Regions from separate parts of the Homo sapiens genome. Here region 2 is linked to region 1. The links are chromatin loops, found by intact Hi-C in ENCODE. Cell type or tissue: mammary epithelial cell. All regions are shown on one strand.

Evidence for each region. Peaks named below come from ENCODE experiments on the same cell type or tissue, not always from the same donor. Only the 100,000 strongest peaks of a DNase experiment are listed, where the experiment ranks them.
Region 2: a loop joins it to region 1, with 8 times the contacts of the local background. A loop is called at or near these places in 9 of 110 quality-filtered maps.

Annotation. Positions count from the first base shown.
Region 1 is chr18:48,020,282-48,028,281 of GRCh38, reverse strand. ZBTB7C (zinc finger and BTB domain containing 7C) reads left to right here. Exons shown (of 5, transcript NM_001318841.2): 5 at 1-1,610. Among named protein-coding and RNA genes, the nearest start is that of SMAD2, 94 kb to the right of the region's middle. In mammary epithelial cell, CTCF peaks have their summits at 4,306 (motif pointing left) and 5,441 (motif pointing right); DNase peaks (open chromatin) are centred at 4,441, 4,801 and 5,441; H3K27ac peaks cover 1,406 bases.
Region 2 is chr18:47,867,012-47,875,011 of GRCh38, reverse strand. It overlaps SMAD2 (SMAD family member 2), which reads left to right. Exons shown (of 11, transcript NM_005901.6): 3 at 4,448-4,537; 4 at 5,576-5,769; 5 at 6,555-6,689. Among named protein-coding and RNA genes, the nearest start is that of SMAD2, 60 kb to the left of the region's middle. In mammary epithelial cell, no CTCF peak of the experiment used is centred here; no DNase peak of the experiment used is centred here; H3K27ac peaks cover 245 bases.

The DNA of each region.
Region 1 (8,000 bases):
GTTTACCCCCATCTCCAGTGCCCCCTCCAAGGCTGTGCAGTGTCTTGGGGCTCTCAGGGCCAACATCGAAGAGATGGGGGCCACCTCTTAACACCTGGCAACAGTCTCCCCTCATCCTGATTCCTGACAACAGACAAAACACCGGTTTCTAGGGTTTATCTGTTTGTTTTTTGAGTTGAGGGTTCCTCAGGGCCTTGGCATTGCTAGTGATGGTCCCCTTTGCTGTGTGAGAACCCCCTCAACCCCTTCCTCCTCCCTCTGGGGATGAAGTGGGAGTATTTGGCTCCCCATTTTTGACAAAAGGGCTCAGTGCAGGGAGGTGGAGGCCTCTGAGGTTTGAAGGGCTCTGTGAGTTAGAGTTGTCACATGTTCTCCTGGTTCTTGAATTTGCAGCAGGTCCTGAAAAGGAAGGCTCTGCTGGCCCCGTGCCTTCCTGACCTTCTCTCTCCTTCCCTCCCCTCTCTTTTCTTGCCAAGTTTGCTTTGGTTTCTGAGCAGCCCAGAGAGGAGGAGGGTTCGTCCCCAGGGAGAGCCCAGGGCTGGAGTCCCCAATCCCTGTGCTATGGGCACAAAGAGACTTCAGCTCTTCCTGTTGCCTTGGCTTTTTCCTGAGCAAAAACACAACAAACAAAAAGGCCAGAGAAGAGCACAGACTCTGTCCCTCTCACAACTCTCCAGAAGAGACCCCCTGATTCTTCACACCACCGGATGCCACTCCAGCCAGCAGGATTGCTACACACACCCTCTGTTCTCAGAAGTCATCTGCCTGGGCAGCCGCCTCTCAGATTCCTGTCTTCGTTTCAGACACTTTTCTCTGAAGCATGCCCATGTCCACCAGCCAACGTGCCCCCGTGTTCCCCCCCATCAGCCAAGTGATTGGGGCTGAACCAGACTTTAAAAGAGAGGAAAAAAAAAAAAAAAGGAAACATGAATAAATTGGAATCCAGTGGTGTTGGGGCTTTTGTTTTTATTTTGTAAAGGTGATGACTTCTTATAAACTCAATTTTTCAGATGACTGGTTAGTTCTTTCTGTTTTTTCTTGGCTGCAGTTTGGAATTGTACATTGTAAAATATCCAAAGATGTTGAGTACTGTATGATCAAGAACTTGAAGCAAATGGGTTGTGGGGGGAGGGGTGGTTGTGTTTTTGTTTTGCTTCAATTTTTTTTTTTTTTTGATGTTTCAATTTCCCTGTCTGTCTGTGGGAGAACTTTGGAATTTTTTCTATTTATAACTCTTTTTTTATGTGATTGCTCTACGTAAAATGACACTCAACAAAGTTTGCCTTAGTGATTCAAGGGACAATCTTCCATAACTTCGGTCGCACGCCACATCCCGCCGAGAAAAACTCTCAGCTAATTTTCTGGCCTATTTATTAAACAGTATTAATTGACTTGATTAAATTATATTGAGAGTTGCACTTCTGTGAGATGTGACTTCTGAAAGTTCACAGGACAGCAACAAGCCAGTCTTAAGGTTTTTAATTGTTGGGTGTCATAAACTTAAAATAATGTCAAAGACACCTTAACAAAGAAAAAAAAAAAAACCTTTGACCCTTATTTTATACTTTAAAGGACAGTGTTTTGAGTAAAAGTGAGCTATGCTTGCTTAATGACCTGGTGAGATTGATTCCCCCTTCCAATTGCCGTTTCAGTTATCTGGGGGTGTTGCATGGTAGGGAGGGCAGAACTCAATTCTCAGTAGTCTCTTACATTCCAGCTTTGTAAGGCATGGTTGGATCTTAAGCTTTGCAGCACCTGTGGGCCTGAGTGCGAGGTGTGCGTGTGTGTGCGTGTGTTCACAAACGTGTGCAGCTACACCCCAGGATGTGTGAGCAAGGGAAGTCCTGCCAGTTCCCCAGCCTGGCATCCGGAATGGGCTCCGGCTGGCCCTGCTGCTATCTGGGTCTCCTTCCTCTCACTTCCCGGTGCTGGCATCGGCCTCCTCCTTTCTTCACCTGAGCCTCTTTCCCAAAGAACATTAGATCCTAAAAGAACCTAAGGTAAAGGAATATACTTCTGTCATTGAATGGAGTCAGCTCTACTTACAACCCACAGCCCAGACTCTTGGTAACACTGTTCTTCGAATTGCATTTCTGGAAAACCAAGGGTCAACCCAGAGCCTCTTTTCTATTTTTGATTCCTTTCTTGCTGTAGTAGGCAACGTCTATGCAGCGTTTCTTGGTACAGAGAAAAGAACAGATCCGGGTTTCCAATTTAGACTCCTCCAAGCTGTGTGTCTTCAGTCTAATCACCCCTCCACTCTGGTCTTCCCTTCCCTCACCTCTAGTAATAAAGGAAATGGAGTAATCAGAGCTTCTCGAAGTTCTCCATCTAAACACCCCTCAGCAGAGGGGGCCAGCTGATTGGCAAATTGGGGGCAGAACACTAAAGAAATAGCCCAAAGTAACCTATCTGTAGTGTAAAACTCTGAAGTCTCCTGTTTTGGCTTTGAAATTCATGCTTCTGCATTCTATTACATAACATTTGTCTTAATATAAAAACATCGTTTTGATCGACTTGCCAGTTAAGTGACTTGCCTTTTCCCCAGAATCTTCTAGTGAAGTCGAACTGTTCCTTGGCCACCCTACAGCTTTGGGAGGCCCCAGCCCATGGCTGAGGGCTCAGGGGTAAGCATAGCCCAGTGCAAGAAATGCAAGGCCAGCTGCTCGTCAAGATTCTGCTCAGCTCGGCCATTCTAGGATCATGTGGTCCTCATTCTGGGGGTCAGTGTCCACTGAGTGACATAGGTGAAGATGGAGAAGGGGAAGGGAACTGGGCCCAGTGGGCCTTGACCCCTGGGTGCTCCTGATCTCCTGTGAGTAAAATCTCCTTCTAGCCCTGGCCAGGTGGGAATTCCATGGAGCCCGGCCATGTGTGACCTGCACCCTGGGACCCCAAGGTGCTAAGGGAGGTGGGGTCCTGACAGCAAAGGAGCCTCCAGTGGAGGGAAGAGGGAGTGAAGGAAGGAGGATGAGGCCTCCGAAGACAGGCCAAAGAAACCTGTGCAGCTTACCTGGAGAAGAAGTCTTAAGGAATACATGAACAGGCCTTGGGACTTCAACAGGTGTGTTGGGGAGGGGAAACTTTCACCAAAAATTTGGCCAACCCAAGCCAATAGGAGAGAGATTGCAGGAGGCAACTGGGTGCCCAAAAAAAGGAAGAGAACTTCCTAACATCTGGAGTTGCCCTAAAGAGGAACGAGGTCCCTCGTGAAGGAGTGAGCTCTCAGTCAGCACAAGAGTTCAACACTGCCTCTCAAGAATGTTGGAGACCTGGCGCAGTGGCTCAGGCCTGTAATCCCAGCACTTTGGGAGGTTGAGGAGGAAGGATTGGATTGCTTGAGGCCAGGAGTTTGAGGTTCCAGTGACCTGTGATCACACCACTGTACTCTAGTTGGGGTGACAGAGCGATATACCCTGTATCAACAAAAAAAAAGAATACTGGAGAAGAGAGTCTCTAGGGTTCCTTCCATCTAATTTGTGAAAAGGTGAATACATATCCACCATATGACCATGGAAGAAGAATCATGCCAGAAGGAGTTGGGTGACGAGTGAAAAAGAAGCACTGGGCAGGTTCACAAAACTCAGCGTGGTGGCCCAGGGCTGCTGACCCCATTCTCCCTAAACCAGTCACCTGCAGCAAGTTGGGGCCAGAGAAGGGGACTCCATAGAAAAGCCGTGGTTCTTATTTAGAGCCCCCAAACATGTGACAAGAGAACAGTAAAGACCCAATGGGAAATAAGACCCTCATCTCAGGCCTTTATCTGACCCAGAGTCTGCCCCTTCCTGAAGAACAGAGCCCTTTACAGACCCCACTCCTCCTTTCCTGGGGCCTGGACAGCTTTTCCTCCCTGAGGGAACTCTGAGCTTACTGCAGAACAGGCAACCAGCATGTAAAGGGCACTTCCGGAACAGGGCACAGCCGGGTGCCCTGTACGTGGCCCTTCCCCTCTGAGAATGGGTGAAGTTGGGACTTCATAAGGGCAGCAGGGTCAGTGCCCCAGCTAGAAGCATGAGCCAGCGGGTGTGGGGGGCCCTATGGAAGGGAAGTGCCAGGCAACACTCATGCCAAGGGACCTCCAAGGACCTGGGACATCCTGGGACAAATTCCAGAATGAGGAGGTTTGTATCCAGTGAATTTCCCTCCCCAACTCCCCTGTGTCCTCCTTTTCTCTGCTCCTAAGTCCTTCTTCCTAACACAACTACCCCTCTGGGTGTAGACACCCTTTCTCTCTGCCCTCCCCTCTGTCCAAACCTGCCCTGAAAGGAGTCATCAAATGTGAACGTGATTCAATGGCTCCCTCTCCTGGCCTTTGCCACCCTGCTCCTCATTCAAGGTGGAAAGAAAGGCCCCTCGGCAAAGCACTGTCAGATTGCCAGCAGCAGACAAGCCTGGTTTCTCTGGGCAGAGGAGCCTTGAAACTGCACCCTTGAACAGTTACTGGCCTCGCAGCTCCCGCCCATCCCTCCTTCATCCCACTTCCTGGCTCAGAAAGGGATGGGGAATGTGGGACCTTTCGCTCCTTTCAGGTTTGAAGGCTGAGGACTGAGTCAGACAGGAATTTCCATAAATTGATGGAAGGAGGATTCCCTGGGGAGATCCTGCTCCTTTTTCCTCCTTGGCACACCCTAGGCAGGGGCTGCTATGACCTTGAGTGGCAGTGCCCACGTGGCCTAAACCAAAACGTATGGGTCCAGAAAGGGCCTGACATATAAAAACAAAACATCTCAAATTTGCCCTGGAAAACCTGGAACCTGGCCACATTATCTGCAGCCAGACACACACACACTCACACACACACACTCAGTCACTGGACAAATGGTGCATAGGCTGATGTCATCTCTCCTTGTAACAATAGGAGACACGACAGTGCATGAGCAAGACCCGGCAAAGCCATTTTCCCCACAGGTCACCCTGCTGGAATATGTATAATGCACACTCACATTTTCATCCTTGCGCTCCCGTCTTTAACCATGAACGCTGACCCTGACAACAAAAACAAAAGAATAAACAAATAGGTTTCCAGAATAAGGAAGGAAGATAGCGTGAATTAGATCATTTTCCCATGTTCCTCTCACAATTAATAAATGAAGTACAAACCCTCTGAGTAACATAGGTGCCTTATGCCTTCTTGGAGACCCTTGCTTCCATGAGTCATCTGGTTTCAGCCCCAGGAGGCATGTATCAGCATCCCTATTCGTATCAGTCGGAGTTATTCGTCAAACACCAGAAGCCACTTCAGCTAGCTTAAGTAGAAAAGGCATTTACTATAGGAAATTAAGTCTCTTTCAGAATTTTCACAAAAGCCAGAAGAGAGTCAGGCCGGCAGAGCCACCAAGATCAGTTGTCCAGGTTGCATACTACACAACACCACTACATTTAGAGGCTGCCATTCACACCCTAGACAGATTGGTACATTTGTGTACTAAAGAATTTTCCAGCAGAGGGCAGTAAAGCATCTTGAAGGGGTGCCTAATCGTCTAATTTGCACAAAGTCGCCAAGTGGACTAGGGGTAGCACACGGCCTGGAAACAAGGAAGCCCAGAACCACCCAAGCCACACTGTGTCAGATCGTTGCAGCTCAGGCCCTGGGCATGGGGACTCTGTCTTGTGGCCCCCCTCTCCACCAGTGTCTCCTGGGAAAATGGGTGCCACACTCTGTACTCCCTCACACTGCTCTCCGCAGCGTGAAGTCTAATGCTGGCGCATCTGTTTGGAAGAGCCCAAGACCCATGCCCCCACCTGATCGCAGCTGCCTGGGAAAGCAAGCGCCTGGCTCCGCTGGCCTGAGAAGGAAAGATTCATGATGTCAATTCTCCAACAGAAGAAGAGTTTCATTAATGCTGGGGGGCCTCAAAACGTGATATGGCCATGCCGTATTCTGCAGATGAGAGGCCTGAAGCTCCAAGTGGCAAAATGGTGAGGATAAGGCCACCAGGCAAGCTCTAGCAGAGCCGGAACTGGAACCCAGAGCCACTAACCCCAGAGCCAGGACTGGAACCCAGAGCCACTAACCCCCGGACCACGGTGCCGCCCTGCCCTCTTTGAGGTGGAGGACCAGAATGAGGCCCACTGTTCCCACTAGGAACAGAAGTCTATTTAGACAAAGCACATTCCGGCGGTCTTCCTCCTGATACCTCAGCCCTTTACAGATATTGGTAAATACTCCTTCACGGTGTCACCCACCCCAAGTCAAGGGAACACTGCCTTCCTAACTGTAAGCGCTGGTCATCGTGGTTCATCAGCATGGGTGGTCTAGGTCCCCTCTCTCCCTCAGCAGCAAGTACAGCCATAGAGGCTTTCTCGTCACATTCGGAGCCCAGGATGCCTTTAATCCATACCTCCCTGCTGTTGCTGAGTAGTCAGCTCTGTGCTGAACCTCCCTCCCCAAAATGGGGTTCCTGAATTCAATCAGCACTGCAGAGTCGGGTGTGTCTTGTAATTAAAATTTTTTTTATTCTGCCATTTCAACATCCTTCCCATAGGAGCCACACTCGGAAATGCAAAAGTGCATTTTCATTTCCAAATGGCTGGGACTCCCAAGCAGGGGGGCCTTTGTGGGGGTAGCAAGGACATAGCAAAATGTGCCACTGTGGACATCCAGGGAACACAAGGGTTCACTACTTGACATCCTCCTCCAGACCGAGAGCTCCTGTCAGCTGGAAAGTATTTGGGAGGCTCCCACACTCCCAGTCTCAGTTCAGGTTTAGCCTTCCACCCTGGGGGGTGCTGGCAGACTGACCCAGTGCTTCTGTCAGGGTAAGAGTCCCAGTGTCACTCAGTGTTCTGGCTTAGCCTCTTCTTCACTCATAAAAAGGAGGTGACAACACCTACCTGGAAAGTCCCCGTGGGGTTTGGGTGGGACATGCGCAACACTGGCCCTTCCTGCCACTCAGTAGGTGCCTGAAAGTGTGGGTGTCTTTTCCTTTTTAACATCAATAACATTTAAAGTAATTATACCTATTGATCTTTCCTTCCCCTTTTCCTTTGCTTTTCTTGTGTTCTTAAAATGGAAAAAAGAAGAAAGGGAGGGAGGGGAGGAAAGAGAAGGGAGGGGAGGAAGGGAGTCAGGTTAGAAGGGAGTAGAGGAGGGAGAGGAGGAGAGGAGGAGGAGAAGGGGTAGAAGGGAGGAGAGGAAGGAGGGGAGTCAGGCTAGAAAGGAGGAGAGGAGGGAGGGGAGGAGGGGAGTTGGAGTAGAAGGGAGGAGAGGAGGGAGGGGAGTCAGGTTAGAAGGGAGGAGAGGAGGGAATGGAGGAAGGGAGTCAGGTTAGAAGGGAGAAGAGGAGCGAGGGGAGGATAGGAGTCGGGCCAGACAGGAGGAGAGGAGGCAGGAGAGGAGGGGAGTTGGGGTAGAAGGGAGGACAGGAGGAAGTGGGGAGGGGAGTTGAGATAGAAGGGAGGAGGGGAGTCAGGTTAGAAGGGAGGAGAGGAGGGAGGGTAGGAGGGGAGTCAGGTTAGAAGGGAGGAGCGGGGAGGAGCGGAGTCAGGTTAGAAGGGAGGAGAGGAGGGAGGGGAGGAGGGGAATCAGGTTAGAAGGGAGGAGACGAGGGGGAGGAGGGGAGTCGGGTTGAAGAGAGGAGAGGAGGGAGGGGAGGAGGGGAGTTGGGGTAGAAGGGAGGACAGGATGGAGGGGAGGAGGGAGCCTGCTTACAGTGCACCTGCAGGAGCCTCTACCCCAGATCCTGCTCCTGAGGGCAGACTGCTACTGGAGTCTTCAACCCGAAGCTGAGGCACAGACAAGGGTGGCTGTTTGCTGGGGATGTACAGGACGAAGCCAAGGGTGGAGAGGGAAGATGATGGCTGCAGGCTAAGGGCTGTAGACTGGTGCTGCCCCCTATCCCCAAGATGACTTTCTGGCCCAGAATTCAGAAGACCCTGAAGATTGGAACTAGAACCTGGCTTTCCAGGTCTTTCTGAAGGTCTGCTTGCCAAGGTAGGAGGATAGAACACAGTTTAATGAACAGCTTGTTAGCTTGGCTTGTATGTTTAAATATGTAGCC
Region 2 (8,000 bases), 150 kb after region 1:
CAGTATAGGAAGTAATGTGCCTCTAATGTTTTAGAACCATATCTTTTTATAGAAGTGTCAAGATGACATTGACTTGCATTTTATTCTCTGGCAATATTTTCTTCTGTTTTATTTTTACAATTTTGGTGAAAGGCAATATACATTCACATGGCTCAAAAATACGTATGTTTATGTATGTATACACATACAAGCATGCATATACACATACATTGGAACCTCTCCCTTCCCACTCTGCACCTCAAGTAACTACTGTCCATGATGTATGTGTGTCTTTATGCATATATTAGTGAGTAATTACAGATCTTTTTACCTGTCCTTTTTTAATACAGGGAGTAGCATATTTTAGACCTTTCCATATCAGTTCATAGGGTGCCTTCATCATATGCTAAATTGTTCTATGAATTTTTTGTTGGGACTTTTTCTGTTTTGGTTTTTACTTTTCTTTGCATTCTTTTGTGTTTTTCCTTTTTTCAGGTAAATTTTTTATAGGTGAAGTGCACAAATCATATATTCAGTTTAGTTAGATTCAACAAATGCATATACCAGTGTTTTAAGATAAAGAAATTTCAATCATCCAGAAAGTTCTTTCATACTCTTTCCTAGCGGTTCTTCTGGAAACAATTACTGTTGTTTTTCACTTTGAATTTGTTCTGCCACTTCTAGAGCTTCGTATAAGTGGAGTCATTCAGTGTAGATACTTTAGTGTTCAGCTTCTCTTGATCAGAATATTCCCAAGATTCATCCATGGGTCAGTAATTCTTTTTCAAGATTGTTTTGCTATTCAAGATCCTTAGTATTTCCATATACATTTTATATCAGCTTGTCAGTTGCTACAAAAATATTTTTGCTGAAATGGTCACTGTAATAGATATAAAACAAATAGGCAACAATCATTAGGGAATTAGGTCAGATGGACATCTTAATATTGACTCATCTGTGAATATGCTGTATCTCTATATACTTAGCTTTTAAAAAATATCTTTGAGCAAAGTTGAGTTTGGGCAGAGTTCACAGTCACATTGTTGATGTTTTTCCCTTGTGCCTCTTTCTTTACAGGGTATCTTCCTTCTTTTTTCAAACTCTCTGGCAGCCCCAAATGTGTCCTCTGATTCTAGGTCAGTAAAACTGCAGTTTTCTAAAAACAACCCCCCTGCAGTGTTCTGTTTGAATTCTAGTTGCCCTGCCTAGCTGTGGCTGGGGAGTGCCCTTGGGTACACAGCCACAGAAATGCAGCTCTCATCCAGTACAGTTTGCAGCTTTGACAGTTGGACCTCCCTTCAGCTTTTGTCTGTTTTTGATCTGTGTCTGCTATTTTCAAATAGTTGATTATTTTGTTCAGAGTTTATCATTGTTATATGAAGGAAAGTTAGCCTAATTGAGGCTGCTCTGCCATTACTGGAATTAGAACCTCCATTCTGTTTTGTGTATTCTTTTACTAATTGCATACTGTTTTAATTATTGAGAATTTATTATGTGCTTCAGAATCTGGTAGGACAGGTCTTTACTATTTGTTAGAATTTTCTGGTCATACTTATTTGTTTTGGCTTATTACAGTATTTGGACTAATACCTGGATTTTTAAAACATTTATTTTTATTGAGATTGCATCAAATATATAAATTTGGTAGAGTTAATACCTCTATGATGGTATCTTCCTGTGTAGGGACGTATGTTTTTCTTTTTTGCTCAGTGCACTTTTGTGTTCTTTAGTTATGTTTAAAATGTTTCTTTGTATAGTTTGACACAGTTTTAATTACATTTATCTAGATGCTGCTTATACAACTCTCACTATCTAAGGGGGATTGGTTCTAGGATTTCCCACTCATACCAGAATTAGTGGATGCTCAAGTTCTGATAAAAAATGGCATTGTAAGCCTGGGCACGTTGACTTACTTCTGTAATCCCAGCATTTTGGGAGGCTGAGGTGAGAGGATCACTTGAGTCCAGGACTCAAGAGACTTTGTCTCTACAAAAAGTGTTAAAATTAGCCAATCGTGGTGACACACGCCTATAGTCCCAGCTACTCAGGAGGCTGAGGCTGGAGAACTACTTGAGGCTGGGAGGTCAAGGCCGCAGTAAGCCTTATTTTAAAAATAAAATGGCATTGTATTTGCATATAACCTATGCACATTTTCTCATACTTTAAATCGGCTGTTCCCAACCGTTTTGGCACCAGGAGACAGAGTCATGAAAGGCAAGTTTTCCACTGACCGTGGTGGTGCGGCAATGGTTTTGGGATAAAGACGTTCCACCTCAGTCATCAGGCATTAGTTAGATTCTCTTAAGGAGTGCCCAGCCTAAAGCCCTCGCATGTGCAGTTCACAATAGGGTTCTTGCTCCTATGAGAATCTAATGCCACTGCTGATCTTCCAGGAGGCAGAGCTCAGGTGGTAATGGTCTCTCCCCTGCTGCTCACCTTCTGCTGTGTGTCCTGGTTCCTAACAGGCCGTGGACCGGTATCAGTCTGTGGCCTCTGAGACTCCTGCTTTAAGTCATCTCTATATTATGCATAATATGTAATACATTGTAAATGCTGTGTAAATAGTTGTTATACCATATTGTTTTTAAATTTTGTATTTTTCAATTGTTGTATTTTTTAGTTTTAAAAATTTACTTATTTTTTCTACTTTTTGATCCACGGTTGGTTGAATCCAAGGATGTGGAACCCTTGGATACAGAGGGCTCTATGTTTTATTATAAATTGGCTTATTTTAAAAAATATTTTTTATTATGTAAACAGGCAATGATTTTACTAGCTAGAAGCAAATTTAATGTTTTAAAATAAACCTTCCAATTTTGTTAGGCATGATAATGATGGAACTGAGGCTTAAATATACCCTATGGCAGCAGTTGGAAAGTGGCCGAATTAGGGTTGGGGTCTAGATCTGTCTGCCTCTAGATTGATTGCAAGTTCTTAACAATTACTGTTTATTCTTCTCTGATTCCTTTCAAGGATTAAATAAAGTACAATGTAAACTTCATGCTCTATTTTAGATTCTGGTTCTCATGTGAGTCCCAGAATAACTTGAGTGAAATGTTCTGATACAGAGCAGAATAGCCTCTTGTGCTACACTTTTGTTAATTATTTTCAAAGAATAGTCTCCTGTATACCATTTCTTTAATAGACTCAGAAGTCTGTAGAATTGAGGTGATTCTGTTGTGATTTAAACTACATCATGCTATATGTTTCCAATAGATATTTGAAAATATCTTTTAAATAAACCATTAATGTCATGGTTTTTAAATCAGTATATCTTTGGAAAAAAGGGAAAGGTCTAAGCCTTAATTTACCTGGCTTTTTCTGGCTTTTATAGTCTGGTAAATTTTGCAGCCTGAAAAAGCAAGAGAATCTATAAAATACTTGAATGAGATGCTGGAAAATTTCAGAACAGGTTTTGTTTTGAACTGTCGGGTCACTGTAGCCCCCAAAGCAGGGCATGATGTGTTCCTGCAGCCTGATAGCTATGTGACAGCACCTGTAGTACTAAAGCCAAGGATGCCAGGTGGTTCTGTTGCCTGGCCACAGGAAGCCAGCGCTTCTCACCATTGCCCTTTGAACTGTTGATCCAGTTAAGCTCACTAACAATGTGTAAATATGAAATTTAATCAATTGCTTGATTCATTTTCAAAAGATGTTTTGAAATACTCCTTTATCCGCATTGAAGTTTTGATGATTTTGTAATATGTAAGAAATGGACTTTTCAGAAAAGTACAACTTAGTACTTGAGACATTGGCTGTCAAAGTTCCATTCCAAAACTTCCTTTTAAGCTCTCTTTCCCTTCTCTCACTGACCAGAAGTTACTATGAAATGAAATAAAGGTAGGGAAAAAGGGAGAATTATCTCTGAGCTGCCCATATTCTGGAGAGAAATGTGGGAGAAAATTTTTAAGGTGGTATACTAAATTAGAATGACTTCAAAGTCTATTTCTTTATTTATTCTAGAGATGAGAACAAAATAATTTTCAGTAAAACTTAAAAATATCATGACCAGATAACCTGAAAATCTTAACTGTGGATGCATGTCTATTTTTATTGGGATTTTTTTCTATATTAAAAATCAGTTGACATCTGTTTTTAGATAATTTTTTAAAAAACTGGATTATAAAATGAAGCACTTAGTAAAGCTGATGGCAGAGGTTTTAGATCTTTTGAATACAGGAAAGTGGTAAGGGCATTATAGGTATGATTCATTGAGCTAGAGGGCGTTGGTGTTCACATTTTAAAAACATAATCATGACTTATCTGGAGTCACATGTTCCATTTTATTGGCTTCCTTCATATAGAAAATATAGTAACCAGCACTACATGCCTGTGAAAAAGTGAAGCAATTGTATATTTTCTGGGTGAAGGAAGTATTCTGTACATTCTCCATGTTTTACATCATGGTATTTTGAATAACCATGCTTCCATGTTCACATCAATTTTTTGTTTTTCAATTTATGCACAGCACTTGCTCTGAAATTTGGGGACTGAGTACACCAAATACGATAGATCAGTGGGATACAACAGGCCTTTACAGCTTCTCTGAACAAACCAGGTGAATATTCTGCCCTCTGTCGAATCTTAGAGATCTTGTGGGAGGGGGGTATATTTTGAAAGACCTATATGGGGTTGCTTAGTATAATTTTGCCTAGGATGTTTCCTTAATGTAAAATAAGGCATAGCATTTAAAATATCTGCTTGCCAGTATAAAAAATATATTAAATGTTTCAGCTGATGTTTTAATCAATGCAATTCTAGTTTGAATCTTCTTTAAATTACTGTATCCCCTAAAGAATAATAATTTTGATAACTATATATTTATTTTAGCTTGAGATCAGATTATAATCTGTTGTTGGCCTAATTTTTAAGTAGATACATGATGAGTTTTGCTAAATTTCTTGTTATCAGAATCTCATCTTTATACTAATAAATACATACTTAATGAACCCCTTATATCACAATTAACAGTAGGTTAACTCATTTTTATGTTACTTTTTTTAATCACTTCATTTTCTTTTTTGCGTATATGGTATTTGTTCATTTCATCTCATCATATTCATCACCATCCACATTTATTTGTGAACTACATAAATATACCTCAGTTCTCAAAACAGTCACAACTGGGTAAAGAGTTGCAGTAGTCTGAGGAAGTTACTATCACATCATTGTTGGTATTTATCATTCTTCACACTAGTTCCTTTTCTGACTCTTCAGTCACCTCCAGAATTAATATCCTTAGAAGCATCTCTAAAATGAGTTTGATTTACTAAACATAGAAGTTGACAAAGTTTTTCAAGTATAACTGCATAAACTCTCTTTTTTAAAAAATCAGTTTTTCCCAAGTTGTTAGCCTTTCATTGGCATTTGAGTCATTTATGTGACATATTTATAAGAAACATCTGCTAGTGCTGCTGCATACTTTTATCAGATCCATTAAATAGTACATTTTTGTTCTTGATTCTCACTAAAACTAACTAAATGGCTGTCATTCTTTTCTTTATGCTTTTATTGTACTAATTTAGCCCATTTGACTGCACTTTTTTTTTTTTTTTTTTAAAGTTCCCTCCTTTCTTTTCCCCTTGCTTCCCAACAGGTCTCTTGATGGTCGTCTCCAGGTATCCCATCGAAAAGGATTGCCACATGTTATATATTGCCGATTATGGCGCTGGCCTGATCTTCACAGTCATCATGAACTCAAGGCAATTGAAAACTGCGAATATGCTTTTAATCTTAAAAAGGATGAAGTATGTGTAAACCCTTACCACTATCAGAGAGTTGAGACACCAGGTAGGAATATTGCAAGTTTTTTTCTTGGTTTTGAATTAAATGCCTGAACTTCAGTATATTTAAGTACTCTTGTGACCCAGGAAAATTTTAGTGTAAATTCTAATAAATTACCTTAAATTGTGCATATTATTTGGTGGTAATTAAAATTTTTTTATTTTTAAAAATTTTTAATGAGAAAACATATCTGTTTCTTGGAATAGCATATGATTTGGCATGAAAGTGCATATCCAGGAAATCCTGTAGATTGGCAGTCTGCTCAGCGCTATGCTGATGTGCTTCTACATGTCCCTGCTGCAGTAACATTTTCAAGCATTTTGCACTTGGAGTGCTTTTAGAAGTACTTTAATGACATCATTTGTATGTACACCGTTTAGTAAAGCTTGTAACAAGACTTTTCATTTAGTTAGCTGTCTACCTGAAACTATTAAAAAATATAGCAGTAGCTGCGTTTTTGGAAAATTTCCTATATCTGATTTTACAGATAAAGACAATGTTAAGTTTTCCAATGGGGATTTATGAACTTTTATGGTAATATAATATTACCAGGATCACATTGTTCCCAAAAGTTTGAGATAAATTAGAACTTGGAAATTTGGATAATAGACTACCTAAGTTAGAGCCATAATCAGATTTGTCATTTTCTCAGTAACTAGTATATATCGAGTAGGTGGACCCTAGCTTTAAAAATTAAGCTACAACTTCTCTTCTTGTTGAAAACTTTAAAAAAGGTTCCCCCACTCCCCTTTGCTCTTTGCCATTAACTTGGATTTCTTGAACTTTTTCAGTTTTGCCTCCAGTATTAGTGCCCCGACACACCGAGATCCTAACAGAACTTCCGCCTCTGGATGACTATACTCACTCCATTCCAGAAAACACTAACTTCCCAGCAGGAATTGAGCCACAGAGTAATTATATTCCAGGTATTTTTGCCTTCTGAATCTCCTAAAACTTGGATAGATACAAATTTTGTTCATAAGCATTCAAGTTTTAGTAAATTGTGGTTTCACTTTTTTAAAAATGCTTTTGAGTTTTTAATAGAAAAATTGGATTCGTTGGGTGATTATTTTGTGAAATGTATAAGCCTAGTACATTAAACAGTTTTGTTTGGAGAAGAGTTTTACTTTATATTTCATTTTCTTTTGCAGTGACTTTAATCAAAGTACTGTGAGAAGCAGAAAAGAAAAGATCTTAGTAAGTTTGTCTTAGTTGTTGAAGCTAAGCGAGATGCAGAATGTAAGCAAAACAAATGGTGTAGGAGAAAAGTACCCCCCAAACACATGTAACTGAATATCCACCCAATGATCACTTTTTCTTAGATAACTTGGTAATATTTAACAGAAATATAACATTTCTATAAGAAATATAATACTTAGTTCTATAGACATAGCAACACTTACATATTATAACACGAACGTCAGAAAACCTCCTTTAATTATGTTTCGTCTGCATCTCAGTAATTTCTGATGAAAATTGAATTCAGCTACATGGTTCTCAAATTTTGTTCTGATGTATTATGTGATCCAGTAATACTCCACGATATGATATCTGGCCTTTTCGTTTTTTATGGTTTCTTTTTTTTTTTTTTGGAGAACAACTAATACTTTGTTACTTTTCTTGTATGTTTTCCTTTTTGTTTGGTTGATTTTTCTCCCTAGCAGAAACAGCATGATGTTAGGATGAGGATTAAGCTGTAGTGTCTCGATTTCTTTCTTCCTTTTGTAATATTCTTTTATTCCACTCTTATTTTATACACTAAAAATATGTAAGGAACTTAAGAGCATTTACAAAATTCTTAAAATACAGTTTTAGTACATTTAAACAATTATTTCTTTCATGTATCCATCATGGAAATAATGCTTATTCATTGAAGATAATTTTTTAAATGTAAGGAAGAAAAAAAAGAAAAGATAACTAAGAAAGATAAGTTTTTTTTTTAAATAGCTGGTTTTACAAATGGGAAGTGGTTTTTGATTGTTTTAATGTATATTTCTTTGATTACTGTTTTATTCCAGAAGAGGATTTAAAGCTGCTTTATGGGTTGCTAGGAAATACAAACTTACTGAAGTTAAGAGAGGGAGAGGGTGGGATGTAGTATGATAACACTAGGAGGAGGGAAAACCCGGGACTATGAAACAGGGCAATTGCTAGGTAGAAAAGGGAGTGGAGTTGTGTGAACGTTGGTGTGGGGAAGGGGAGGCATTTTAAGTCGTTAGTGTGGGAATTACTGTTAT